Regions from separate parts of the Homo sapiens genome. Here region 1 is linked to region 2. A link is a loop called in an ENCODE intact Hi-C map of the cell type or tissue named here. Cell type or tissue: mammary epithelial cell. All regions are shown on one strand. Links, peaks and the distances in the headings refer to the core of each region. The heading gives the core; the rest is flanking DNA.

Region 1 (2,812 bases), core at 295-2,794, 230 kb before region 2:
GTTTGTGACAACAACCTCCGTAACAGCAGGCAACCAGGCTTGTGATACAGCAGAGACACTCAGTTGTGTGGGGTGCTGCAGTCATAACTGAAAAATTGTATCTGCCTATAAGAAAGACTAAAACAGAAAAGGTGAAAATAAAAAAGTCATGGTGTTAAGATGGTCTGATGATCGGTAGCCCTTTTTGTTTTTGAAAATCTACCTGTATGTTGCTAGAACATTGTTTTTATGGCTTTGAAAAAGTAAATCGATTGCATGTAGAGGCAGAGTGGAGGGGGTGCATTATAAGTATAATGTTTGTAGTCAGATCAACCTGTGATTTTTGTATTTGGTAATATAAATGATACCTGCTCTGTGATGCTGGAGCTGGGTCCCTGCAAAGCACCTTTTGGTGTTACCAGCTGCTCCCTGTTAGAGTTTGTTAGGCTTTGCCAATATACAGCATGGAGTTAGACTACAAGTCTAGAGGAGAGAAAAGGGGCTTGCTCCTTCTTCTTGTTTCCCTGTGGGCTTCCTGTTCCTATGAGCATCTCCCAGCAATGTTTCTTCACAACAGGCAGCAATTCCTTCATGAAGCACCAGACTTCTCCAGGATCCAGGTTCCAGACTCCTGGGGCCCCTTCCAGGAGCTCAGAGACATCAGCTTCAGATGCCAGTCCCTCCTCCCCTGAAGTGTGGGTCCCTGCCTTACCTACCTGGCCCTTTCCTGAGCTCAGAGACACCAGCCCCAGCTGAGCTGAGTTCCTTTCTCAGATAGCTGAATTTAAACTCCAGGGAATTCCTCCTGTAAGTTTTAAAGTTTGATAGTTTCTGCCTCTTTTCTTTGTTCCCTCAGCCCTGGAGATGGCAGATGCTTGCTGCAATTCCTACCTTAAAGTTCTTTTTATAACCTTTCAGTCACCCAGTTAACAACTTTATACCTAGTTAGCAATTCTTTATATTAAATTTTCTGTGTTAAAATAACTGGTGTGGTTTCTGTCTCCTACCTGTCCCAGACTGACACAGCTTTTTGCTATTATTACCAATTGCCACTGTAACCATTCTTGGTTACACTGGAAAGGCTAATGAATGGCACCTTATTATTGCTGCATGATTATGTTCTGATTTGTGAAACTATGACTATTACAAATGGACAAGCTGATTAGCCACTATTATCTTGAGAGACATCTGCCTGGCCATGCAAAGTAGAAATGACATTGCTCTCCCATGCCCGATGCTAATCACTAGCACCCTCTGCCTCTCCCTGATTTCCACATTTGGGCCCAAAGACCAAAAACCCCTGCCAACCCCTCCATCTCCAATCTGGGAAGATAGACCTAGAGCTCCAGAACCTGCCCTTCTGGTGGGATATTTGTTGTTCTCCAAGACCCTACATTTGGAACCAACGTTCACTTCCTGATCCTAGGTCAGAGAAAGCCAAAGCTGAGCCCAGATGCTGGACAAGGAGTTGGGATGGAAATTACATCTTCAGCGTTGGTCCTAGAGGTCTGGGTGGGAAATCATGGCCATGCAGGACAGTGAGCACCAGAGGGAGCATGTGGATCATGGTCTCAGGAAAACCCAGGGTTTTCTCTGCTAAGGCAGCAAAAACAGGACTGCACACCTAAGCCTAGCATCCAGGATGAAGAGAGGAGGGGACAGAGATGGAAAAAGGATTCATGAGGTCAGAAGCTAAAAATTTAGGAGCAAGAACAGTTCAAGATGTGAAACCTAGAGTGAGTCAGGGCAGGCAAGGCAGGGCTTACTTACACTGTGACTGATTAGAAATGATCTAATCTCTCACACCTTTACATGAGAGCCAGCTTCCAGTCCTGGGTCAGCTGTGACACCTTACAGAGCCCATGTGTTGTGGTGTATATTGATGTGTAACAAACTGCCTCCAAACTTAAACACAGCAATCCCTTTATTATTGCAACAGCCATTTATTATTGTTGTAAATTATGTTTCCCATAGTTCTGGGCTCAGCTGAGCGGTTCTTGGCTTTGGGTCTCTCCAATGATTGCAGTCAGGTGGTGGCTGCAGCTCGATTTATCTCAAAGGCTTATTTGTTGCCCTCTGGCAGGTGATGCTGGCCTCAGCTGAGGCTGTAAGATGGAATGCCTATACATGACCCTCCAGGTGGCTGGGCTTCCTCACAGCACTGTGTCAAGGGTTGGGCTTTACTTTCCAGTCTTTCTGCATCTTTTCAGGTCCACTCCCACTGCTAAAGATTTTACTCTCCTGCTATTTCTTTAAGTCGCAGTTTATAGAGAGGGAATCTGATTGGTCAGCTTAACTTTTGACACCTGGACATATCATAGGTTATTGGTATAAAGGAGGTTTATTTTTGTCTTCCACTTCTTCCTCCTTCTTCTTCCGTCTCTTCTCCCTCTTTCTCCTTTTCCTCTTCATTATCATCATCCTCATCATGATCATCATACATAGGTAATTAAAAGGGAGGACTTTGACATCAGGCTGCCTAGGTTTGAATACCAGATCTGCATCTTATCAGCTCTCTAACCTTGGGCATATAGCATAACTTTTCTGTGCTTCAGTTTGTTCTTCTATAAAGTGGGGATAATAACAGAAATTACCTCATAGGACTATTGAGCAAATGCAATGAGTCAACATGTTCCTGGAACATAAGCAGTGCTCAGTAAATCTTAGCAATTATTATTAATAATGACAGCTACCATTTTATTTTATTTTACTTTAAGTTCTGGGATACAAGTACAGAACATGTAGGTTTGTTACATAGGTATACATGTGCCATGGTGGTGTACTGCACCTATCAACCCGTCATCTCGGTTTTAAGCCCTGCGTGCATTAGTTA
Region 2 (2,812 bases), core at 202-2,701:
ATGCAGTGCATCCCAGGCATCTCCAAAAGACAGTAATGAGAATCCAACCCGACAGTGAAGGGAGCCATGCCCATCAGGGAAGTTGGTGCAATTGGAAGGAAGGAAGGAAAGAAGAGGTGATCCAATCAGCATATTTTTTCTTTGAGAACATGAATAACAATATTCATCAATTTCTCATACCCACAAAAATGTTCTAAAAAAAACAGAGAAAGCAAGTTAGAAAATCCGCAACCATAGCAAGCAGTATCCTAAAGAAACATAATTATGTGCTCACATACCTGAAAAATGAACAGGTTATATTATATAGATTTTACCAACTCATCAAAGATTGGCCACATACGATGAAGACTTTGAATACCATCCTGAAGTAGGAATAACTAAAATTTGCATAGATGTTATGATCAGATCATTATGAATAAGATGCTAGTATTCATCATTCCAGGAAACCCTAAGCTGGAAACATTCAACATTCAAGCCTAAGTTGGATATTATTCAACACTTTATGCACAAGTAAATGTTAAGGGAGGCAATATGCAGAGTGATTAAGAGTACAAGCTCCGAAATAAACATACTAAGGTCAAATTTATCGCCAGGCACGGTGGCTCACACCTGTAATCCCGGCACTCTGGGAGGCCGAGGTGGGCGGATCACCTGAGGTCGGGAGTTTGAGACTAGCTTGGGCAACATGGCAAAACCCCATCTCTACTAAAAAATACAAAAATCAGCTGGGTGTGGTGGCACATGCCTGTAATCCCAACTACTCAGGAGGCTGAGGCTGGAGAACTGCCTGAACCTGGGAGATGGAGGTTGCAGTGAGCTGAGATCATGACACTGCACTCCAGCCTGGGTGACAGAATAAGACTCCGTCTCAAAAAAAAAAAAAAAAAAAAAAGAAAAAACTAAGGTAAATTTATCATAAAATTGTGGACTTGCACATGCTGGCTAGGTGGAATAGGCATGTTGCTTAACCTCTCTCACCCTCATATCTAAAATAGAATTAAAAATGGTACCTGTCTTATAGGGCTTGCCTGAGGATTAAATGGGATGATTCATGAGAAATATGTAGTTAATAATGTGGTACAGAAAAATACTCAATAAATAGTATTCATGGGCTGGGCGCGGTTGCTCATGCCTGTAATTTCAGCACTTTGGGGGGCTGAGGCGGGTGGACTACCTGAGGTCAGGACTTTGAGACCAGGCTGGCCAACATGGTGAAACCCCCTCTCTATTAAAAATACAAAAATTAGCTGGGCGTGGTGGTGCGTGCTTGTAATCTTAGCTACTTGGGAGGCTGAGGCAGAAGAATCTCTTGAGTCCAGGAGGCAGAGGTTGCAGTGAGCCAAGATCGCACCACTGCCCTCCAGCCTGTGCAACAGAGTGAGACTCTGTCTCAAACAACAACAACAACAACAACAAAACAACAACAACAACAACTGGTATTAATGCAAACAAAACCACACTGTGAATCCACTGCTCACTTACCTGACAGGCAAATGCTCACAGCGCACCCTGCTGGCGAATCTGTGGGAAAACAGGCTCTCAAGTCCACTGCGGGTGCAAGAGTAAATAGCACTTACACATCTGGGAATTTACTCTTTACACATTTGCATATACAAGCTTTGCCACTGTAGTACTGTTTGTAACAGCAAAACCCAGGAGACACCCACATGTCCTTCACAACAAATGACCTCCAAAATCTACTGTTAAATGGAAAAAGATGTAGATAGTGGTGGGCAGGCTGACACACTTGTGAATAAGAATCGCTGCAGATCTATTGGATCTAAGATGCCAGGAGTGACAAAGCCACCATTAATTTATATGCCACTAAGAAAGACCATTGCTGATTAAATTGGCACAATGCTTAGAATTTTATATTTGAGAACTCATTTAGACTTATTTAGACATGAATTTATATCATATCAACTTTGGGCACAAATAAAAAGGAAACATATAGACAAAATAAATATGTTAAGGTATTAGGTGACACCAGGACTGCCTTCTTGTATGATGCATTCTGATTTCAGAGTTGCTAAAATATGGGAAACAATGGATGCCTCAGAATAGACAGAGAGTATCGGCTTGTATTTAGGAACTCTGCAAGGACAACTAAGAAACTTATAGTGGGGAGGGAGGGAGGGAGGGGAAATTGGGCAAATGGCATGGATAAGAAGGGAGGTATCTAAGACATTTTTTGGCACCATGTAAATATATTACCTATTTAAAAGTAATTTTTTTTAAAAAGGCCATTCCCAGGTCATAGTCAAGATTTTGAACTTCATTTAGAAGTACAGCTTCTTCCCTCTCTCAGGGGCAGGGTCGCAGGGGACATGGGGAAGGGCCTGCTGGTTTCCTGTGGCCGGTGCAGATGCTCTGGGCTTCCCTCTAGGGTGCACTTGTTGGTTCTTCAGATCTTGGTTCACTTCCCTTGAGGAAGCCAATAGATTCTCTAGCTGGCTGCTTGTAACTCCTCCCTCAGTCCTGCAACCCAAGGTCTATCTTGCACTAAGGTCCCTCTGTCCTTCCAGAGCAAGACCCAGGACAGTCCAGTCTGGCTGCCTCATGGGTCCACATTTGGCTGATGGGACTTATAGCACAAGCTCCTTCACACCAAGTTCTCTTTGCTTCATCAGCCTCTTGCTTTCAAGATTGCTCAGGTGTGAGGTGGGTGCCTGGCACCTTCGTCATCTCCAAGCTCTTGAGTGGTCTCCTTGAGACACCAATCCCTAGGCTGAGGGAGAAGGAAAGCTCCCCCTTCCCCTGTGCACTCAAAGCCCTCCAGTAACTTCCTTTAAAGAAAACTCTTCTCAGAGCT

Evidence for each region. Hi-C counts contacts between places; a loop is a spot of excess contacts. Peaks named below come from ENCODE experiments on the same cell type or tissue, not always from the same donor. Only the 100,000 strongest peaks of a DNase experiment are listed, where the experiment ranks them.
Region 1: a loop joins it to region 2, with 4 times the contacts of the local background. A loop is called at or near these places in 10 of 110 quality-filtered maps.

The regions. Positions count from the first base shown.
Region 1 is chr20:1,208,117-1,210,928 of GRCh38, forward strand. It overlaps C20orf202 (chromosome 20 open reading frame 202), which reads left to right. Exons shown (of 2, transcript NM_001394958.1): 2 at 1-960. Among named protein-coding and RNA genes, the nearest start is that of C20orf202, 6.1 kb to the left of the region's middle. In mammary epithelial cell, for the core only: a CTCF peak has its summit at 1,522 (motif pointing right); no DNase peak of the experiment used is centred there; H3K27me3 peaks cover 341 bases.
Region 2 is chr20:1,435,970-1,438,781 of GRCh38, forward strand. No RefSeq gene overlaps it. Among named protein-coding and RNA genes, the nearest start is that of NSFL1C, 29 kb to the right of the region's middle. In mammary epithelial cell, for the core only: a CTCF peak has its summit at 1,514 (motif pointing left); a DNase peak (open chromatin) is centred at 1,512.